Linked DNA regions of Homo sapiens: all the other regions are linked to region 2. A link is a loop called in an ENCODE intact Hi-C map of the cell type or tissue named here. Cell type or tissue: Caco-2. All regions are shown on one strand.

Region 1 (8,000 bases), 60 kb before region 2:
TCATGCTACCTGACTTCAAACTATACTACAAGGCTACAGTAACCAAAACAGCATGGTACTGGTACCAAAACAGAGATATAGATCAATGAAACAGAACAGAGCCCTCAGAAATAACGCCGCATATCTACAACTATCTGATCTTTGACAAACCTGAGAAAAACAAGCAATGGGGAAAGGATTCCGTATTTAATAAATGGTGCTGGGAAAACTGGCTAGCCATATGTAGAAAGCTGAAACTGGATCCCTTCCTTACACCTTATACAAAAATCAATTCAAGATGGATTAAAGACTTAAACGTTAGACCTAAAACCATAAAAACCCTAGAAGAAAACCTAGGCATTACCATTCAGGACATACGCATGGGCAAGGACTTCATGTCTAAAACACCAAAAGCAATGGCAAAAAAAGCCAAAGTTGACAAATGGGATCTAATTAAACTAAAGAGCTTCTGCACAGCAAAAGAAACTACCATCAGAGTGAACAGGCAACCTACAAAATGGGAGAACATTTTCGCAAACTACTCATCTGACAAAGGGCTAATATCCAGAATCTACAATGAACTCCAACAAATTTACAAGAAAAAAACAAACAACCCCATCAAAAAGTGGGCAAAGGACATGAACAGACACTTCTCAAAAGAAGACATTTATGCAGCCAAAAAACACATGAAAAAATGCTCACCATCACTGGCCATCAGAGAAATGCAAATCAAAACCACAGTGAGATACCATCTCACACCAGTTAGAATGGCAATCATTAAAAAGTTAGGAAACAACAGGTGCTGGAGAGGATGTGGAGAAATAGGAACACTTTTACACTGTTGGTGGGACTGTAATCTAGTTCAACCATTGTGGAAGTCAGTGTGGCGATTCCTCAGGGATCTAGAACTAGAAATACCATTTGACCCAGCCATCCCATTACTGGGTATATACCCAAAGGACTATAAATCATGCTGCTATAAAGACACATGCACTCTTATGTTTATTGCAGCACTATTCACAATAGCAAAGACTTGGAACCAACCCAAATGTCCAACAATGATAGACTGGATTAAGAAAATGTGGCACATATACACCATGGAATACTATGCAGCCATAAAAAATGATGAGTTCATGTCCTTTGTAGGGACATGGATGAAACTGGAAATCATCATTCTCAGTAAACTATCACAAGGACAAAAAACCAAACACCGCATGTTCTCACACATAGATGGGAACTGAACAATGAGAACACATGGACACAGGAAGGGGAACATCACACTCTGGGGACTGTTGTGGGGTGGGGGGAGAGGGGAGGGATAGCATTAGGTGATATACCTAATGCTAAATGACAAGTTAATGGGTGCAGCACACCAGCATGGCACATGTATACATATGTAACTAACCTGCACATTATGCACATGTACCCTAAAACTTAAAGTATAATAATAATAATAAGTAAAAGAAAAAAAAGTGCCCGATGATAAAAAAAAAAAATACAACTATTAGAATGGTTGGTGGCCTTGCTTTGATTTGTGCCAAGGTGCCAGCAGTTTTATTCACCATAGCTTTTGTACCATCATTGCAAGTGTCAACATAGTGAAAAAGGCAAATGACATCTTAATATTATCATGAAAAAAATAGTTTTAACTGTATAGACCCCTGAGAGGGTCTTGGAGACCCACTAGGGGTCCACAGGCCATGCTTTGAATACCGTTGGCTCAGAGCAAAACTGATTAGCTAAGACAACCATTTTCTCTGGAATTTTTAAATCAAGAAGCACAAAATCAATAAGGTAGTTAGTAGTGAGTAGTAAACCTAGAAACAGTACTGCTTTTAGATCAGAGCAAGCAGAGCCCCTGTCCTGGGCCCCAAACCTCAGGAGGACCACACTTCCTCTCTGATGTCTGGGACCAGTTGGGGCTAGCAGTATCATCCAAGCGAGGCACTCCAAGCCTGGACAAGGAAGGGCATAGGCCCTCTTCTCTGCTTCTCCCCTTTGGGGTATTCCCGGAGCTTCTATCCCATGCAGGAGATTGACCAGATGCCCCAAGGAGCACAAAGGCTGATGTGGTTGTCGTTGGCTCTCATGGGTGGACCCTGGTTCCAGGAGGGCAACCTGGCAAGTGGATTGCTTCTACTGGCTTCTGCAGTATTTCTTTCATGGGGTTGCAAAAGATTGGGCTGCCAAAGTGGTGTTGTCACACTTCTTTTGGTGACAGTCACGTCAGACACAAGATGAGTTCATAACTCTAGGCTATCAGAAATCCACCACCCATCCTTGGGCTTAAACTATGTGTGGGGGCCCATGCATCAGCTCTCATCCATCTGTGTTCCAATCATGGTGCCACCTTCAGTTGACAGTACCCAAAAGCAATGAGGGTGCACATGTACTCCCACCCCGGCATCCATGCTCTGTGCCACATGTCAGGCAGTTGCCTGGGGTAGCTGAATCATCCCCTCCAAGGTCTTTAGACATCATTGCTCCACAGTGCCAACAGGCCCTTCTGATTGATGTCTTCTCTTGATTTCAGTTGAAGTGGTGACATCATGTTCTTCTAGATTAGTCTTAAGCCATCCCAGACAAGAGACTGCCCTTATCCCTCCACCTGTGTTTCCCTCATCTATCTTCTCTGCAGGTGGCAGTGTGCGAAAGACCAGAGAGCAGTCAACAGTGGAAAAAATCATATTCTTAAGTCCCTAAAGAAGTCAAAAGAATACATTATTGTAAAATGTGTTGTTCAAAGTTTATGCTACAAAATTCCAAAGGATGAATTTAATGTGACCATAGTACAAAGGATTGGTCACATTTTTTTGTATACTCTGGTTAAGACTTGTGTTAGTAGTCATCCTCAACAAAGAAGCATAGTAACAACCTTTGAGAGAGTCATTAAAAGTCAGTACTCACAGGTGGTGTGACACATGATACAGGGTCATGAGTAATGATGTAACCAGTCTGAAATGCATGGTATTAGGGAACTGCAGTAGCAAGAAGATTATACCATTTCAATAAAAAACACATTTCTAAGAGCGATGATATTATGCATAATAAAAACATTCCCGCTTTTTTCTCAGTAGGAGGTATAAAATTAGCCAGAAACCATAAATTTAACAATAAAGACCATGAGGTGATAGCTCCTAGGAACAGCCGACGCCTAGACACTATGAAGAAAGATAAATTTGTTTATCAGATTAGATGATAAACAAATACATAAGTACCCCTTCTCTACCCATTATTCTAAATCTTTACTGGTAAATTACTGTGCTTCACATGGACCTATGGATTTTATCATGCATTTTTATAACAGCTTTATTGAGCTATAATTCATATGCCATAAAATCCATCCTTTTAAAGTGTACAATTCAGTGGTTTTTAGCATATTCACCGAGATGCACAGCCATGATAACTATCTAATTATCGAGCATTTTCACCACCCTTGTAGGAAAACAGCCTGTTGCATGGTAAGAGTGATGCCGCCTTGAAGCAAAACTGCCGTGATGACCGATGTTTGACTCCTGCGTACCAAAGTGTTCATGTAGCGCAGAGAACCCCTCATAAAGATGTTTATCTAACCTCCCCAGTGGTCATGAGTATTTGCAAGAAAGTCTGAGGCATGACAGATGCAAGTGTTTTATCAAAAAAGCTTACTATATAAAGAATATTTTCTGGAGGGTGGGTGTGGGGATCTACTGTCTGGCAGTTGCCTAAGATATCACTTCTGTTTGTAAGTCCATATTAAATGTTTCTCTCTGAGAAACTGGATTCGTCTGGGGTAGGTTTGCATTTACCTGCTCGCTGCAAAACATCCTCAAAGAAACCTTTGTCAGATCCAAGAGAAGTTCCTCTTCAAAGGTTTAGTTTGTTTAGTTTCTTTGTTCTCTACTTTCAAGGTCCAACTTCCTTATCCTTTGTGCCTCCCTGCTCCTGGTTCCAGTAAATAACTCTCCCGCCAGTCTTTATCTACAGAGCCCACGTCTGCTACTCACTCTGTAATTTACCCCTCCAGCTGTAACGGCTCTTCCCGCCAAAGCTGTCTTTCAAGTTAGTCAATCGGGTTCAGTTTAGATTGTGTGGTCCAACTTCAGCCAACGGAGAAAGGACACAGTAGTAGGGACAAACTGCATTAAAAATAAAAACTCTTTCCCTCCTTTGTTCAGTGTACTTTCATGACAACCAGTCCTGCAGAAAACACCCTTCTACAGAAGTAAATTAGCCTTACTGAAAAATCTTTTGTTTGAGTACTCATTTTCTTTGTGACTCCGAGCTTTACTTCCAACACCTCATACTCATGAGCAGTCACTTCCCATTCCCAGACCCTGGCAACTATGACTCTACTTTCTGCCTCAATGGATTTGCCTATTCCTAACATTTTATATAAATGAAATCATACAATAGGTAGTCTTTTGTTTCTGGCTTCTTTCACTTAGCATAATATTTTCAAGATTCATCCATGTTATGGCATATATCAGTACTTTATTCAATTTTATTGCCAAATAATATTCCATTGTATGCTTATACATATATCACATTTTATTTATTCATTCATTAGTTGTTGGATATTTGGGTTGTTTCTGCTTTTTGCCTACTATAAATAATGCTGAAATAAATATTCAGGTAAAGACACTTATATGATCAGATGTCCTTACTTCTCTTAAGTATGCACCTACAAGTGGGATTTCTGGGCTGTGTGGTGACTCTATGTTTAGCCTTTTGAAGAACTGCCAAACTGTTTTCCAAAGTGGCTGGCACCATTTTACATTCCCACCAGCAATATATGTGAGTTCCAATTTCTTCACACCCTCACTAAAACTTGTCATTGTCTATCTTTTTTATAATAATTTGTTTTATGGACTATGGTCTATACTGGAGAATGTTCCATATGCACTTGTGAAGAAAGTGTAGTCTGTGTTGTTGGGTGGAGTGTTCTATAGATGTCTGTTGGGTCTAGTTGGCTGATAGTGCTGCCACTATTTCCTTATTGATCTTCAGTCATTAATGAAAGTAGGTATTGAAGGCTTCAACCATTATTGAGTTGCCTTTTGTTCCTTCAATCCACATAGAGCTCTTTTGTTAGATGTGTATAAGCTTGATTGTTATATCTTCCTGATAAATTGCACCTTGTTATTATAAAATGTTCTTCTCTTTTCTAATGATTTTTTAAAATAGAGATAAGTTTTCACTATGTTGCCCAGGCTGGTCTTGAACCTCTGGGCTCAAGTGATCCTCCTGCCTTGGCCTCTGAAAGTGCTGAGATTACAGGCATGAGCCACTGTGCCTGGCCTAAAGTATCCTTCTTTGTCTAGTAATAATTTCTGTCTTAAAGTCTATTTTGTTGATATTAATGTAGCCACTCCAGCTCTTTTTTGGTTTCTCCTTGCATCGCATACCTTTTTCCATATTTTTACCTTCAACCTCTTTATGTCTTTGAATCTAAAATATCTGTATTATAAACAGCATGTAGATGGATTATGGTTTTGTGTCCAATCTCTGCCTTTCGATTGGAATGTTTAGGCCATTTACATTTAATATAATTACTAGTAAGGTAGGATATACTTCTGCCATTTTGCTATTTGTTTTCTATATTTCATGTGTTTTCTGATGCTCCATTCCTTTATTACTGCTTACTTTTGTGCTAAATAGATATTTTCTAGTATACCATTTTAATTCCTTTGTTTCTTTTACATTATTTTTTGAGTTATTTTTCTAGTGATTGCCTTGGGGATTAAAATGTACAACTTAAAACAATCTAGTTTGAATTAAAATCAACTTAATTTCAAAATACAAATAATTTCAAAATAGTATACAAATAATTTCAAAATAGTATACAAAATCTTTACTCCAATATAGTTCTGTTCCCTTTTCCCTCCCTTTTACTTTTATTGTAACATAAATTACATTTTTATACATTATAACCATGTCAATACAGTTCTACAATTATTACCTTATGCAGTTGTCTTTTAAATCGATGGAGAGAAAAAGAGTTACAGATATAAAATATTTATACTGTCTTTTATATTCATCTATGTAGTTCCCTTTATCAGTGCTCTTTATTTCTTCATGTGGATGCAAGTTGCTGTCTAGTGCCCTTTCCTTTTGTCCTGAAGGACTCCCTTCAGTGTTTCTTGCAGAGGGTCTTTTAACAAGATATTCTCTCAGTTTTTGTTTATCTGGAACTGTCTAAACTTTACTTTCATTTCTTTAAGGATAGCTTTGCTGGATTTAGTTTTTTTGGTTCCTAATCTTTTTCTTTCAGGATTCTGAATACATTATCCTAATACCTTCTAGCTTCCATGAGAGTCAGATAGTAATCTTATTGAGGATCCTTTGTAGGTGATGAGTTACTTCTCTCCTGCTGCTTTCAAGATTCTCTTTGGCTTTGGCTTTTGATATTTTGACTATAATGTGTCTAGGTATGGATCTCTTTAGGTTTATCCTGCTATCAGTTTGTTGACATTCTGGTGTGTGTAAATTAATGTTTTTATTGAATTTGGAAAGACTTTAGTCATTACTCCTTCAAATATTCTTTCTGTCCTTTTCTCTCATTCTTCTTCTGGGACTCACATAAGCTATGTTGGTAACTTGATTTCCTGCAAGTCTAAGCTCTGAGTTGGCTATAATAAAGACAAGCATTGAGAATGGATCTTCTCCAGGGATCTGCCAGGCAGGTCAAATAGTGACCCTTTTCTGGGTATGAGGCTTTCTGAAGAGCTCCAGACTCATTCTGTTTTCTTCAGTGGCCACTAGGCTCCTGGTTTTCATAGCACAGTTCTGAGGCTAGCTGGTTTCCAAGATTACTGAGTAGCTCGTAAGAAGGATAGGATAAGTTTAAATGCTACAAAAATGTGCTATTCTTACTAACATTTAGTCATTTCTTAAATAAAACATTTTCAAATTATTGCAAGTTTTTGGTTAATTTCCAGAATTTTGAAAAATTAATTTTGACTATTTTTTTCCAGAGTTCCTGTTGCTTTTATGAAGGCAAAGATTTTAAGAGGTTCTCACCTGATCATTCCAGAGTGCTTTAAATTGTTTATGTAAACAGGGCCCTAAACCCCTAATGGTGGCTCTATCTGAAAGAATGTCAGTGAGATAAAACTTAAGCCTTGGCAGCCAAAGTTATAAGGAAACAGAAATGATAAATAAGATGAGGAAGAGTAAGCAGAAGCTATAAAGTCAACAAAAATAGAGTACTGGGGAAGTATAAGGTATTGGTAGAGAGCCAAGTAAGGAGCAGATACACAGAGCTGCTGATTCACTTAATGGTCAAACAATAGAAGAAAGACACACAAACAGATGGCTTTGTGGTGCAATGAATAGCACATTGGACTTCTAGTGATGAAAGAAAGACACACAAATTTCTTCTGCTCCTCTTGCCCATTCTGCCACCTTGAAATCAGAACCATGTACTTGTTCCTGCTCTTCCTGAGATCTGTTCAGCTTCTTTGGGGATCTTTAAAATGAAATGAAGTACAGTTGACCTCCTTGAACAACACAGTTTGAACTTCACAAGACCACTTATACACAGATATTTTTCAACCAAACAGGGATCAAAAATACAGTATTCATGAAATACAAAACCTGTGTATATTTCAGGCTGACTTCTCATATACACGGGTCTCACAGAGTTGACTGTGGGACTTGAGTATGCACAAATTTTGGTATCCATGGGGCGTCCTGGAACCAATCCACCCATGTCTACCAAGGGATGACTGTAATTTGAGTGAGTGCCTATGCCTTCTAACCAAAAGAGACAAATAAAATAGCCAGACAGAGAAAGGGAAAGGGCATTCCAGGCACAGCCAAGTCATAAAACAGCCTGGAATTTATGAAAAGATGAAAACTTCAATCCAGAATAGAAGAAAAGGCTGAGAACTAAGAGAAAGGAAAACAGTCAATAAGACTAAAAATAGGTTGCTTAAGTGGTTTCTGTGAAGAAGGAACAAAGTACACAGCTTTATGTCCTGCATTGCCAGAAATATGCCCAGGGTTTGGTTCCCTAAATTGGGTTAATACCCACAGAA
Region 2 (8,000 bases):
CAGCAGAGCAGGACAGCAAAGAGAAGATGGTGGAACAGAGGCTGGGGCAATGAATGGGCCAGGACAAGCAGGGCCTTTAGTGCCACAGTAAAGATCAGTCTTTGCCCCCAGAAGAATGGAAACCATTTTTAATAAGCCACCTAAAGACATAATCAGCTCACCACCATCCTTTAAGACCCAGGTTAAATGTCCCTCTCCCTTCCCCAGTGCCCAAGGCAACCCTCGCACTGTATAGCCCCCTCTGGAAAAGCATGCACCATGTCATGGTACATGGTGAGGGTTAACTGTGTTTGGCTCAGTCAGTGGTAAGTTCTCAAGAGCAGACATCCTGTCCTCTTTATCTTTGTAGCCTCAACTGCACACAGTGCCCAGAATATGGCAAGCGTTCCATAAAGTTTTGTTGAATCAATCAACTGACATGTGCAGATGCTGGTCTGTTTTCAATTTCCTCCCCTCTCTCTTCCTGCACATTCAGGAAAGTTCCATCCCCAACCCCTCACCCCACTGCCAACAATCTCCCTGCCTCCCTTCTCTCCCCAACACCACCCATCCCCCATGTGGCTACCAGGTTTCCTTCCTAAACAGGTCAGAGCAGGCCACTCTACTCCTTACATAAGTCTTCACTGATTTCGCCATTGCTGGCAGGATCAAATTCAAATTCTTCAGGCTGATTATCCAATGCATTCATGACCCAATCCCAAACTTATCTTCTTGGCCTCATGTTTCATTGCACTCTTTCTTTCCTGTACTCTATGTTCCAACTGCAAAAAAGCTCTAGAATATTCCTCAAGTCAAACACCCACTCCCACCTCCATGCCTTTGCTTAGGCTGTGCTCTCAGTCTAGAATGCCCTTCCCTCATGCTTCCCTAATTAGAAAATTACTGGTACCTCAAGACACAGCTCAAACACCAACCCATCCCAAAACCTCTCCTCTCATTCCCCAAAACCAGAATTCATGGCTTCTGTTTGTATAGGTATATTTATCCCTAGCACCTTTCCTAGGTGTGTAAATGGCACATCATAGTTCTCAAATTAAACAAAAACAAAAAAAAAGCCCCATTCTGTCCCTGCGCTGCAGTCTCCCTGCACCAGCCACCATGGCAGCAACAAAGAGTGGGAGAAATGGGAAAGCAGCTTTCTCCTCCCACGCGGGAGCGTGCATTCCCAGGAAGAAAGGGAACACAAGGCTTCCCTTGTTACAATATACAGACAAAAAAATGACCCAAGTTGTATTCTAGGAAATTATCTCTAAGTCTACAAAGAACCATCCATTGTTTCTAGACTATTTTTCTAGCTCAGAGATAAAATATGAAGTTTATAATTTACATACTATAAATTAAAATGCCCCCCCCAAAATTGCTCATTTTGTAAAGCAGTTTTTTACTTTGTTTAAAAACCAGTTACTCTGGGAGCCTTTCAAGTTTATATGTAAAGACTTAAGCTTATAAAATACTCAGCTGACTATGGACTATGACAACAAATCCCCACAGTCAGTGGTGTCAATATCAAATACACAAGACATTTTTCATCTGCTTTAATTAAGACACAAAGGAGCAGCAAAAAAATATTAATCATGCAGTTGATTAAAAATAACTTCCTAAACATCTGCTCTTGGTAAATAATAGCTATCAAATACTTTAAATCAATGTTTAATGACTGGCATAAATGTAAACCCTTTGTGACTTACATAAAATAAGTCACTCCATGTGCAATCTTCTTAGATACCCCCTTTTCACCCACTGGTCTTTTCTTTATTCTCCAAGACTGGCTTTCATCAATCATTCCAAGTCTTCTATACCTGTTTGCATACAGTGCAGGCTGGACCTCGAACAAAGTGCTCTGCACTCCTGGAATTCACAGTCTGACTCAGACACATACATGCAGAGCATACAGACATCAAAGTGATCCCACTCGTATGGTAAATACAATACAAGCAAAATCAGTTTTCTTCATTTTTCCATCAGCTTGTGCTAGGGGCAGCTCCACTGAGGTTTACTCTGTCTTCATGACCATCCTGACAGGTAAGCAAGCCAGGGATGCCTATGTCCATTTGATTAGCGACCACACTGAGGGCAGGGAGGCTAAATGGTTTGTCCAAGCTGACACTGGTCAGTAAGTGACAGACCAAAAATGAAATCTAGTTCTTCTGAATGCACACCTAGAACTGTCTCCCCTCCTGTAGGAAGAACAGTGGTAGATTGATAAGGTCAATGCTCCCGGGACTGAGAAGTGAGTCAAGGACTAGGTTTTAGAAGAAGGAGGCAGGGAGAGATTGAAGGAACTCTACCAGCTTGGCTGGCTGGGATGGAAGCAGCTGACAAACCTAGTGTACGGGCCATGGTTTGTAGTGAAGGAAATTTTCAGGACACTTTTAAATTATGGGAGAGCTGAGTTGATATATGGCAAGATGAGGAAAGAGGGGAATGAAGCTGCAGGGCCTTGACTTTAAATCTATTTTCCACTTAATCTCAAAAGACACATCCAAGACAGAAAATCCTAAATGCCCCTTCAGTGTCCCTCTGTTTTCCTGCCAGAACAGGAGCAAAGTTCCTAGGGCCTGGGGTGGCATCAGCAATCCCTGGAATCAACAATGAACTCTGCCAGTCCCGTCTCTGTTCTCTGCCCGTCTGTGAATCACAGTTACAAGGCAGCTGTCACAGTAACTTGGCTAATTAAATTAGAGCCCATTGAATGCTTTATTGACCTGACGCTCATTCCAGTGAGCAGGCCCACTTTGAAGGTGACTAAATTCAAGGCTGTTAGTTCACAGATTAAACAACATGGACAAAAACAATAAGGGGCCATCGGAAAAGTCTCTTCAATGTAAACACAGTGTCTAAAGCACAGCTGCCAGAGTGTGTGACCTATAGGAGATTTATTTGGTATTATGGGTTGAATTGTGCCCCTCAAAATTCATATGTCAGCGTTCTCAATCCAGTATCTCAGAGTGTGACCTTATTTGGAGGTAGGGACTTTACAGAAGTAAACAAGTTTAAAAAAAAGGTCATGAGGATGGGCCCAAATCCAATGTGACCAGTATTCTCAGAACAACGGGAAATCTGGACAGAGAGACACAGACAGGGGGAAGGCCACGTGAACAGACACACAGAGAAGATGAACATCTACCAGCCAAAAATGAGAGGCCTGGAGCAGAGCCTTCCCTTTGAGCCCTCACAAGGAACCCATCCTTCAGAGACCTTGTTTTGAACTTGTAGCCTCCAGAACTGTAAGACAATACATTTCTGTCGTTTATGCCACCCGCTTTATGGTATTGTGTTACAGCAGCCTAGCAAAGCAACATCTGGAGATGTATAAGAGGCAGAAAGAGCCCTGGATAAAGAGGACTTTTTATGAGAACAATGAAAAGAGCATTAGTTCTAGAAGCAAACAAACCTGGGTTGAGACCCTGACCTTGCTATTACCCACAGTGTCCTCAGCCAAGACACCTAACCTGTCTGTGCCTTGATTTCTCCTCTGTAAAATAGGGATGATAACATTTTCCTCACAGGGGTGTTAGAATAAAACGTGAAAACCTACAGTCTTTGGCTTATGTAGATCCAGGTCCCATAAGGCCCCTCACAACCAGTTATAGTCACCACTGTAAATTCTGACCACCTACCAAATACTGACAATAATGAACATGAGACACTTTTGTAAAATAACTACAAAACGCACACTGGCCTGAGGCTGCCATGCCCTCTAGGGGATTCTGTACGTGTTATGATGAATGCTACCATTCTCAGTTCTTTCTGCTCCACTTAATTTATCACTTGCTCTGTCTCTCTGACTGGAGACCTCAGTTTTATGCTGAGAAGTCCCTCTTCACCATTTCTCCTGCCAAACTTGGGCCAGGAGGGGATGGTCCATTCAGCAGCCCTCAGGGCCTGCCTCTCACTACCTCACTCTCATGCTCACTCTTGTAGACAGCCATATAGACTTTGAGACAAAAACTGCACTTCTGTCTTTTTGCACTGCCTGGTTTAAAAAAAAAAAAAAAGGTTGTTACTTAAGCTCTCCTATTTGCACTCAAAAATGGTAATAATCCTAATAAAACCAAATGGAAAATACCTCCCATGACAATAAAGCTCTATTTTGTCCAGAATTGTGGGGAAATTGGCTATTTTGGTTAACTGCCCACTCCACTTAGAAGTTACCCTATCGGAACTGAAGCCTAACTTTTAAAGAATTAGAATGTAAATCAAATACACCGAATGCCAAGAGGCTGGGATGGCTGGGTCTTTACTTGGTTCTTTAATGGTCTTGCAGAAATTGATGGTGTTTTGGGGACACTGTCAGGGCCTCAGTTATTGCTGAAGTGTTCTAATAACAAAAACTGGAGGTGATTTGTGCCTCCTGGTGGTATGAATTCTTTAAAACACAGGTTTTTAAATAGATATGCAAATATAAATATCCGTACAGCCAAGGGAAGCTCTCCTGGAACCCAAAATCAAATCCTTCTCATGTTGGAGCTCTCGTGGGTTACTTTCAAGGACGCCCCAGCTCACACCACAAAGGGACCCCCATTCTTTTCTCTTTATTCGGGCTGCATTGCCACACATTGTATGGAGTGACCTCAAATCAGCCCATATTTATTAAGCTTCTCTTCCCAGCTCCACAACAAGAGAAGCATTAGACGCTATTCCTGCCTTCCAAGGAGCTCCAATTTAGTTGGAGAACTGCCTATGTTATTAAATTCTGCATTGTGTGCGCTGAGCTTTAAGTGCTGAACAGAGTTGACTTTTATGATCCCTACCCTGTGCTGCGTGTTTTACATAGATTACCTCACTTAATCAGCTCATATTCTGAGTCATATTATTATCCTCACTTTACAAATGAAGATTCTGAGTCTTGACAGAGAATATGTAACTGGCCAAAGGTCACACAGCTAAGTAAATGTCAACTTAGGTATGAAACCCCAGTCAGCATGACCCTACAGCCCGCTTCACCCCCCTAACACTGCCTCTTTCACCTGTCTGCTTATCTAAGTCCTGTAGAGCAGGTAGCCACAGCAAAAATCCTACAAAGGATCAGAACAAGCTCCTTTGTGCCTTTCTTCCCCTTCCTTTTTTGATCCCCACATATTCCGCCCACAGCTCCTAACAATCTCTCCCAAGATTAGATTTTTAAAAAACAGAGAACTAAGAATAAGGGCTTCTCAGGAGCCCTTTTCTTATACTCTGAAGCAAACTTCATCGCAAATTTAAAAAGAAGGTGTTTGCTAACTTTGCTTCATTGGAAGAATAACATTTTCTCTCAATGAGACCATAACTTTATCTTTATTTAAAAAAAAAAAAAAAACACTGTCATATAGGTCTGCTTCTCCTCCTAAATGAACTATTCTTTCCTTCTTACTGCTTTGCTGGCAGAAATCAGTTAAAAAAAAAAAAAGCCAAATAAAAACTAAGAATCTATTGAGTTCTTAGGGATCCCAAGTTAATTTCTCACAAGTTGATAAAGTGAACATTAAACAACCAGGCACTTGGGGTGATTAGAAACAAACAAAAAAAAGAATCAGAACTAATACTTCCATATGCATGTACTGCGGCACCACCCAGCCAGCTAGAAGAGGTGGCTGATATTTTTCTTAAATTAACAAAAAATTGACATAGATGATTTCAGTTCTCCCTAGTTAGCTAGAGGTCCCACTCTGCTAAAAATCAGAATGTCCAATGTGATTTTTAATTGCCTTGCTAATAACCACCTTTCAGAAAATCAAAGGAGAGGGAATTTTTTATCCAAAATATCAGTTAGCAAAATATTGCAAATTTCACAATAGGTGAGGAAGACATGCTGTGGCATAGGCATAGGCCCTGGCTTTAGAAAACCATGTTTCAAAGAGCACAGAAAAATGCCAAGAATAATCTCACGGTCATAGAAAAACATCGTACTATGGATGAAAAGGGGAGTGAGAAGGGAGGTTTTCAAATGGAAAATATGACCATAAAATAAAATATGATGATACAATAAAAAGCAGAACTGCAGCTGCAGGTGGAAACCAGCAATAAATTCTATAACATTCTATGACAATATAAACAAGACAACAAACAGTCCCTTCGTAAGCAAAACTATAAGAATAGCCTGAACGTGGAAAATTAATAACAGGAAAATCAAAGGCCAGAAAAGCATTATTTCAAGGAATTTGGGGTGGGAGAAGGGAGTATGGTCAGTGAAAGAAGAGGAACAAGAAAGAGATTATGCCTGAAGTTGATGACTTGATGTTAAAAAAAAAAAAAAAAAAAGGAGATGCCAGAGGCCTGGTAGAGTGGCTCACTGCCTGTTATCCCAGCACTTTGGGAGGCTGAGGTGGGAAGATTGCTTGAAGCCAGGACTTCAAGACCAGCTGGGCAACAAAGCAAGAACCCAGCTCTGCCAAAAAAAAAAAAAAGTTTTAAATTAAATAAAAAAGTTTTAATGACAGAAAGCTGAAGGGCTCAAGCAGTATTTTCCTTTTATATTCTCTATCGAGAATGACCTTCAACTTGAAAAGGCTAGAACGAATGTAGTTGAGAGGAAAATGAAGCCTAACATAAATGAAAAGATAGGAAAAGAAGCTGGGCACGGTGGCTCACGCCTGTAATCCCAGCACTTTGGGAGGCCGAGACGAGCAGATCACGAGGTCAGGAGTTAGAGACCAGCCTGACCAACATGGTGAAACTCTATCGCTACTAAAAATACAAAACTGAGCTGGGCATGGTGGTGCATGCCTGTAATCCCAGCTACTCAGGAGGCTGAAGGAGGAGAATTGCTTGAACCCGGCAGGCAGAGGTTGCAGTGACCTGAGATCACGCCACTGCACTCTATCCTGGGGGACAGAGCGAGACTCCGTCTCAAAATAAATAAATAAATAAAATAGGAAAAGAGAACCTAGGTTTTCAGTGAGTTCACAATACCAGACCCAGAGAAATTATATCCTATGGGACTTACAAATAAAAGAAACTGCAAATGCAATAACAAAACCATGTTACATAGTCCTTGAGATGAGCAAATACTCTAATTTTCAAAAAGGGGGCAAAAGATCTACTGTGACTTCAGACTAATGCAACTGAAGCCAATTTTACAAACGATCTTAGAACAGATTACTATATAAATAGTTGGTAAGCAAAAGTTCTAATTTTTTTAGTTTTAAGCAATAATGTAGATATAGATATGGCAAACTAGACTGTGTTTAGGAACAGAGCTTAGTATTGAAATTAAATGAAATTTATAATAGTGAATGACACACTTAATGTTATACATAATTTTTATCATCCTGCACGGTAATCAAGCATAAATGGAACCCTTCATGCAAATAGAAACGATTCATATTCTTTTAAAGCATCATTTCTAAAGCAGGGAATGGGGAATGGGAAACAGAAGCCAGCCAGTGGCTGCTCCACTACCGACCATTCCACTCAGACAGATCTTAGGGAAGGGGTAGCTCTGCCTTAAACCAAGCCAGTCCCAGACTCCAGCAGCCATCAAGTCCTAGGACTCAGTAGGTGAAGCTGGGTAACCATGCCTTCTGGGATTCTCTGTGAAAGTAACCCCAGATAAAGTGGTTCTAAGAGTACAAGGGATATACTCTCTGATCAAACAATCAGTAAGAGGAAAGCCTCCCATGCAGATTTTGAACACCCAGAAGCTATGGGATTGGGTTAGGTAGAGCAAGTGGCTGAGGCAGAGGAAAGGAGCAGACAAAGGGGAAGTGGAGGCATGAGTCAGCTGTCAGCTGCTTTGGGGGTGTCTGTTATTTAATACTGAATGTTCAGGGAATGGGAGTGGAGTGGAGATACTAGGATGAGCCTGAGTGGAGAAGTGCGGTTGGGGGCAAGAGGAGGAAGGAAGACAGCTCCTGGGAGCAGAGGCAAGCGGGAATGACAAGAGCGAAAGCTGAAAGAAGGATGCCACAAGAGAAAACTGCACAGGAAACAACATTCAGACTATGGAATGAGTCCTGAGTTTCAAATACACTGCCTGGCCTTTGCTTCAACAATCTGCTGTGTTTGTGGGTTCAGGGGAA
Region 3 (8,000 bases), 190 kb before region 2:
CTGTTTGTCTCCAAAACTCCACGCTGTTAACCACTCCTCTATCTCTTCTACCTCATACAAAATCATGTAATGTTGTTTTACATAAAACTGTACATACACTCCAATATAGCTCTACTTAATTGCATTTATAATGACATAAGCATGCTCAGGAAGGGATCCCAGTAAGTCCCTGCAAGTTGTCATAAAATCAAAATTTCTATTTTTAAAAAAAGACCCTATAGAAATAGGGTCCTCTCCCAGTGTAACTTACCTAATCAACTTTACTTACAACTACTTATCATTCTAGAAACTATCATTTAGACAAAAGCAAAGCAATTAATGTATTGAAATACATTCTTGGTTTGCCTCAGCAATTTAATCTCTCAGAAAGCAGAGGTTGTGGGTAGAAGAAGGTATCTATTTGGAATCTAATTCTGCTTTAACAAGCGGCAACTGCTTAGAGAAGGAACAAAGAGAGAAATCCTGAGAAATAGTAGCCAGGTCACCTCAAAGTTCATGCTATTCACGAAGAAAAGAGCTGGGCATGGTCTTACTTGTACCTTAGTTTTTACAAGTCAGATTGCAAAATCTTCAGAGAAAAGATCGGCTGATCCCATGACCTGACACTCTCATGGCAGACAGCTCTGAAGGGATGACTTTCAAGAAAGAAATTCTGACAAGACAATTGCAAATGACTCTGATATAGAAGAAGTGTGATTGCACAGGATGAATACACACGAGTGACACAGACCTTTAAGTATAATGTCAGGAAGGCTGAAGCCCAGAATGAGCCGAAGCCAACACCACAAAAGGTCTTCTTGGGTAGAATAAGAGAAATGAGAACAAAGAAGGGCTAGATCCACCTCTCCAAGGACTAGCTGTATGACCTGGGGTGATTTTCTTAACCTCTCTGAACCTCACTCAGTTTCCTTGTCCATAAAATGGAAATAATAATTATTACACTGCAGGTTTCTTATGAGGATTACATGGAATGATGCATTAGAAAAACAAACAACAGGCTGGGCATGGTGGCTCATGCCTGTAATCCCAGCATTTTGGGAGGCTGAAGAGGGTGGATCACCTGAGATCAGGAGTTCGAGACCAGCCTGGCCAACATAGTGAAACCCCGTCTCTACTAAAAATACAAAAATTAGCTAGGTGTGGTGGTGCATGCCTGTAATCCCAGCTACTTGGGAGGCTGAGGCAGGAGAATTGCTTGAACCTGGGAGGTGGAGGTTGCAGTGAGCCAAGATGATGCCATTGCACTCCAGCCTCTGGGCAACAGAGTGAGACTCTGTCTCAAATCAAAAGAAAACAAACAAACAAAAATCTAGCACAGAAGAAGACATTCAAAAAATATAAGTTGTAAACATACGAAAAAAAGGTCATCATCACTGGTCATTAGAGAAATGCAAAACAAAACCACAATGAGACACCATCTCACACCAGTTAGAGTGACGATCATTAAAAAGTCAGGAAACAACAGATGCTGGAGAGGATGTGGAGAAATAGGAACGCTTTTACACTATTGGTGGGAGTGTAAATTAGTTCAACCATTATGGAAGACAGTGTGGCGATTCCTCAAGGATCTAGAACCAGAAATACCATTTGACCCAGCAATCCCATTACTGGGTGTATACCCAAAGGATTATAAATCATTCTGCTTTAAAGACACATGCACACGTATGTTTATTGCAGCACTATTCACAATAGCAAAGACTTGGAACCAACCCAAATGCCCATCAATAATAGATTGGATAAAGAACATATACACCATGGAATACTATGCAGCCATAAAACAGAATGAGTTCATGTCCTTTGCAGGGACATGGATGAAGCTGGAAACAATCATTCTCAGTGAACTAACACAGGAACAGAAAACCAAACACCGCATGTTCTCACTTATAAGTGGGAGTTGAATAATGAGAATACGTGGACACAGGGAGGGGAACATCACACACTGGGGCCTGCCGGGGTGTCGGGGGCAAGGGAGGGAGAGCGTTAGGACAAATACCGAATGCATGCAGGGCTTAAAACCTAGATGATGGGTTGATGGGTGCAACAAACCATCATGGCACATGTATACCTATGTAACAAACCTGCATGTTCTGCACGTGTATCCCAGAACTTAAAGTATAATAAATAAATAAATATATACATACATGTTGTCAGTTCCTTCCTGTCCATATATATATATATATATATATATAGAGAGAGAGAGAGAGAGAGAGAGAGAGAGAGAGACGGAGTTTCACCCTTGTTGCCCAGGCTGGAATGCAATGGCGTGACCTCGGCTCACTGCAACCTCCGCCTCCCAGGTTCAAGCGATTCTTCTGCCTCAGCCTCCCAAGTAGCCGGGGTTACAGGCATGTGCCACCAAGCCCAGCTAATTTTTGTATTTTTAGTAGAGACAGGGTTTCTTCATGTTGGTCAGGCTGGTCTTGAACTCCCAACCTCAGGTGATCCACCCGCCTCAGCCTCCCAAAATGCTGGGATTACAGGCATGAGCCACTGCGCCCAGCTCTGTCCCCTTAATATTAATGATTTAAAGTTAACAAAAAGCAGCCCTCTTCAGCCCCTATTTTGTTTCTACCTGTCTGTCAAGGACAGTGATTCTCAAATTAGTACATTTAAAATAAACATCGGTAAGGAGAATTTAAGAATCCAGGTAACACACCGATTGTTAAAATGAGGTCAAGGCTCTTGACCTGGAAGAATTCTATTCAACAGTTTGTGGATATCACACAGGATATGGACCTGCTGTTGGAAACCCTTGAAGAATCATCATGGATGTAGAAAGGACAAGTACATGACAGGAACACAGCAAACACTCAATTAAAATTGGTTCAAATGTTGAAAAGGGACTAGAAAAAAGCAAACGCCTTCATTTTCCAAAAGAGATACATTTGCTGGGGGCCCATCCCAGGTACAATTCTCATTAAGTAGGTGGTTTGCATGCCCTCAAGGAGAGATTCTGTGATCCACAGGGGCCACCATGGGTCCATGAAGAGCCCCTTATACCTGACATTTCTCGTTTTCTTTTCCGATAGAGTTGTCGGATGAATAGATGAAAAACAGTACCTATGGGCTCATGATCCCAGGCAGAGAAATGTGACTCAGATGATCATACAGTCAGGGGCTTTATAACTGGCAGAATGACCACATCCAAGGAGAACAATCACTAGATCAATTTAACTGGATCAATACTTGGGGTGAGGACCCTGGAGTCCTAGGCAGGGCTCTCACCTCCCCATAGATGAATTGCTGATCAGTTATAAATTGAATAAGGAGGGGCCGTTCATGTGTTGAAGAGCAGAGTCCAGATCCTGTTATACCTGCATCAGGTAAACCTGAGATCACAAAAGCAATGTCTTTTCTATAACATCTATGTTTCTCCAGGCTCCATAGTCACCCAGGCTGAAAGCATCTTCCTCTCATTCGTTCCTGGGACCAATTTGCTCACCAAATTCACTGGTTTTACCTCCTAAATATTTATCAGGTATTTCCTCTACTTTCAATCCCACCATCCCTGCGTAAATGTAAGCCCTTGTCATACTAGGTAATCATGGTCAGGGATTTGGAATCTGGTCAGAGAAAGCTGTGTTCAAATCTCAGTTTATGCTCATAGCTTATGCTGTGCAATCCTGGGCAAGTTATTAAACCTGTTGAAATTTCAGTTTCTTTGTATGTAATGTGGGCATAATAGTGACAGCTGCCTCAGAGGTTGATACAAGATTTATGAGATAATCCTTGCAAAGTATTTAGCACTGTACCTGGCACGGGATAAGTACTCAGTAAATATTGATTAATATTACTAGACAGTTGCGATAACCTCTCATCTGGTCTGTCTACCTCCAGCCCCACCTGCCTCCGTATTATCTGCCTACCATTAAAGGGAAGATAAAATCCACGATGATTCTTCCCAGAGCAAATGCCACCACAGGTACACAGATACGCACATGCACACACATACATGCATACAAACACATGCACACTCAGCATTGCCCCAGCTTAAAGACACAACTCTTTTGCCTGGTATACAGGGACCTTCTTAGCTTTTCTAAACTTGAAAATTAGCTGCTGGCTATTTCCATGGCACAGTATTTATTTCTGATCTCTGAGCTTTTGAGTAAGATGTTCCCTCTTCCTGATGTGCCCCTGCCCCTCTTGTCCTTCCAGTGACCTCCAACCCATGCATGAAAATCCAGGCAAGTGTCACCTCCTCTGGGAAGCCCACAGGTCCTCTCAGGGTGTACATGCTCTGCCCCTATTATGGACATCTCGGAGCCTCAGTGCCCTCACCTGCAAAACGGTACTTAAAACACCACTCCAGACAGTGTTGTATGAGGATTAAATGAGCTTAAAATTCATGACATTTCTGGAAGATTGGAATTCAACCAGAGTGCTGGGAAGAGCTCAGACTGTTTCATGTGATGGATGGTAGGTAGAGCTGGTATTGTTTACACAAAGGGAAGAGAGTGGGGACTTACAATGTGAGCCCCAGGAGGCAGGCACCAGATTCTATTCATTTTTGGACTCCCAAGCAAGGAGTGCTTTGCTCACAAAAGGCAACAATTGCTTGCTAAATTAAAGCCTGAATTAGAAAGTAAATAGATATCTCAGGCCACCTCTCCCTGCAATGAATGTGGGTGGTGTTTGGCCAGGAGTTATGCCACCATCACACATCTTTTCCTCCAAGTGAGAAAATCACTTTCTCAATGATTTTCCCTCATTCTGGCCAGGCAAAGATGATCACACCACCTTTATCTCTGGTTCCCAAAAGAGGAAAACAATGGGACTTGGAGGTTAGATGCCTCTCTAAGGTGGTCCAGCCTGTCACCAGCAGCCCCTGGCTTTCACTAAGGCTTACCCCGACTCGCTCACACTCTTCTTTCTGTGGACCCAGAGAGCTGTGTGGACAAGCAAGAGAAGCAGGCTCATTGCTTGTGACAGCAGAGGGGGCACAGAAGCAGCCTGGGCCATCCCAGACAGACCAGACCAGCCTCTCTCCCTCATGCCTATGGGACATTTCATAGCTGTCACCGCCCCAGGGCTTCCATCATGACCAAAGCAAAGAACCCTTTTCACCTCAGTAGCTTTGAAAAGCAGCGTCGCTAAGGCTGCCAACAGGGATTCAGCCCTGGAGATTTCTTGGAGTTGGTTTCATGGATCCAGCAAACCCTGCATCTGCTCACAGTTAAACTCACAGTTGGGTCAATGCATGCATTGCCTATAGCCCTCACTCATTAAGCTAACCTGGGCATCTCCTTTTTCTCTCTTTGGAAGCATCTCCCCAGCTCCCTATAGTTTTCAGACCGCACGAACCAGAAAATACATCATAGCAAGGCTGAAAAGGGAGACACTTGGTTAAGATCACCCAAAGTCAGCCCCAAACCCAGGCCCTGACACTCAGCCTAATGTCCTCGCCCTGCCCCACACTACCTGCCTGGATTGGCACTTGTAGTGCCCACCCCCTGAGGATAGGCTGAAACTCAGGCTTGTTTTTGAAAGTCCTGAAACCTCTACTAGCCAGGTCAGGAGCTCAGCAGGTGCCAGGGCTGCAAGTTTTAATCATGATAACTACATCTCTCTTTCCCTCCCTTTTTGCCAGGTCCTGTACATTGACTATCTCTTTGGACTCCACAAAACTTTAGGAGGCTGGTGTTATCATCTCCATCTTACAGATAAGGAAAGAAAAATTCAAAAAAGTTATGTAGCATGCCCAAGATTCCGCCTGGAAAGTGGACATCTTTCATTTCAGGGCTGTGGATGTGGCTGGGTCAGGCACTGCTTATAGTAGGAGGGGAAGAAGTCAGATTTCATCCAAATGACAAGAAGAAAACATCATCCACAAGCCCAGCTAGTGAATATGCTGCAGGCAGGGAGAAAAGAGGATCCGGAGTCAAAGACATCTCCAGGAGAAACAATGTCTGCTGCTCAGAGGAGAACAGCTGGAAGCCCAAGGCCTACTTCTATAAGGCTACTATGCCCACAGCAAAAGCATGGGTCAACCCAAGAGATCTAGGACGGCTGCAGAGAGATACACACGTCACCATGAGGCCAGAATGCACATCTTGGGTCTTCACCCAGAGGAGAAGCAGAGAAGCAGGGCCTGACAGGGCCTGAATATCCCTCTGAACCTGGTGATGAGGAGGGGCAGCTGTTCTCACATCCCACCCAAGCAGGGCCAACCAAGACCAGTGTCAGCCAAGATGCCCATGAGGCTTTAAGTCATCTTAGGATACAAATGAGATCAGCTAGTCAGCTTTTGAAATCTGTGGAGTTTTCCTTCTTTGCCTCTTAATTTTTCTCTCCAAACATGTCAACCCGTATGGGCTAAGCTAATATGAAAACATTTGTCCCTCTGAGAGAGCAGAGCTAGAGAGATCAGAGCTCCCCTAGAGGCTGGGAAAAGCCCAGCTAGGGAAGGTTCAGCCCACACACCCTGAGCACCTGTGGTGCATCAAGCCTCACTCCAGGTGCCGGGGAGTAGCTATTAGCAAGATAGAAAAGGCCTCTGATGTCATGGAGCTGACCTTCCAGAGGAAGGGACACAAATGACACAGGACTAAACAAAGACTATAGAGTGAATTCAAAGGAAGAATTGCATCCTAGGGTGGCCGTAGTGGCCTCTCTAAGGTGGTAGGGAGGGAACCTTTGGGCTGCACAAGGAGAAGGTGCCACTCTAGGAGAGCTCTAAGGAAGAGAACTCCAGGCAGAGGGAACAGCAGACACAACGGCCCTGAGACAGGACTGAGCTGGGCGTGCTGGAGGAACTGTCAGAAGGTGGGCTTTGCCAGCACCTGGGGCATATGGGGGATGGGAGCAAGATATAATAAGAGGGTAAAGAGGCAGGTAGGCTCCATGAGCACAGTGAGATCCCGAGAGAAACATCTGCTGGCTGCACCCTCAGTGCCTAGCTGAACTGAACTGGAGAGTTCAGCTGAGATTGACAAACACATGTGGGTACAGCCAGATAGGGGCCAGGCACTGGACTGGCTTGGGGCTTGAATGAACAGCCCAGTGGGGAAGACAGCCACACACACAGAACCCAAAGCCCTGTCAACATTGTCAGACTGATTGATACGTGTCCGGGGCTTTTCTCCCTCAGAACCTCAGAGCCAGACATCAAAGAGCATTTCACTGCAGAGCCCCTATCCTGGCTTCTTGCTCTTTTGTTGGTTTTTCTTTACCTGGGCCAGAACACATGGAGAGTGAAGTTGGTATTTCTCTAAGCTTGCAGTAGCCAACAGGAGGATGAATTATTGAGGTTCTATGCTTGTTAATAGCACACTCCAATCTCTGGTGTTGACAAGGCTACAGGCCACCAGGGGGTTTGTCCATTCAAGCCAAATACTTTTTAGGGACTGGCCTGGAATGCATTATAATGCTTTTGGGAGAATAGAAATGCCCTCGTTCTGTGCCAGATATTTAACCAGGAACAAAGGAAGAAGAGTGCTTGGCTCAGACTCTTTTCAAAGTATTGGACAGCCCCATGCAGGACTCCTGCAGCCTCAAGCAGACTCATGCAAACTCAAGGGGACCTACCCGGTTGTAGAGGCCCTTACAGCATCAAGATGCAGGATTCAGATGGAGGCACCCAGCATCTTTCTTCTGGGATCCACTCAGTAGTTGGTACCCAAGGTTCCTAGCCATGAAACTCCTCCTTCCCCTTTCTGGAGGCCATATAGAGTGAACTTACTATGGCTCTGCTCCCCACAGTTAAACTGAAGATTTCCTGATTTGAAAGTAATACATGTACAATGAATTTAATAATTAAACAATCAACAAGTATTCATTCTATGGCTACCAAGGGCACTTTTCTAGGCACTTTGCATACTGATTCGAACATACTGTAGAGCATGTGGAAATTAAAGAAACCTACAAAGAAGGAAAACAGTTAAAATGTTACCCATTTGCCTATCACCTAAGAAGCAGCAGAGTTAACATTTGATTTAGTACATTCCTTTCCAGACATTTATCTATACATTTTAATATGATTGAGATCATACTGTCAACCT

What was found. Hi-C counts contacts between places; a loop is a spot of excess contacts. Peaks named below come from ENCODE experiments on the same cell type or tissue, not always from the same donor. Only the 100,000 strongest peaks of a DNase experiment are listed, where the experiment ranks them.
Region 1: a loop joins it to region 2, with 8 times the contacts of the local background. A loop is called at or near these places in 4 of 110 quality-filtered maps.
Region 3: a loop joins it to region 2, with 6 times the contacts of the local background. A loop is called at or near these places in 44 of 110 quality-filtered maps.

What each region holds. Positions count from the first base shown.
Region 1 is chr11:113,661,322-113,669,321 of GRCh38, forward strand. All of the region lies in intron 1 of LOC107984390 (a long non-coding RNA gene), which reads right to left. LOC124902758 (a long non-coding RNA gene) reads right to left here and starts at 4,413. Exons shown (of 2, transcript XR_007062893.1): 1 at 3,768-4,413; 2 at 1,493-2,678. RefSeq lists an enhancer at 3,826-4,120 and silencers at 3,826-4,120, 7,086-7,380. In Caco-2, no CTCF peak of the experiment used is centred here; DNase peaks (open chromatin) are centred at 2,500, 3,500 and 3,970; H3K4me3 peaks cover 762 bases.
Region 2 is chr11:113,721,266-113,729,265 of GRCh38, forward strand. No RefSeq gene overlaps it. Among named protein-coding and RNA genes, the nearest start is that of TMPRSS5, 19 kb to the left of the region's middle. In Caco-2, a CTCF peak has its summit at 4,348 (motif pointing left); DNase peaks (open chromatin) are centred at 1,853 and 4,946.
Region 3 is chr11:113,534,168-113,542,167 of GRCh38, forward strand. No RefSeq gene overlaps it. Among named protein-coding and RNA genes, the nearest start is that of DRD2, 63 kb to the left of the region's middle. RefSeq lists an enhancer at 6,199-6,710. In Caco-2, a CTCF peak has its summit at 6,362; a DNase peak (open chromatin) is centred at 4,364.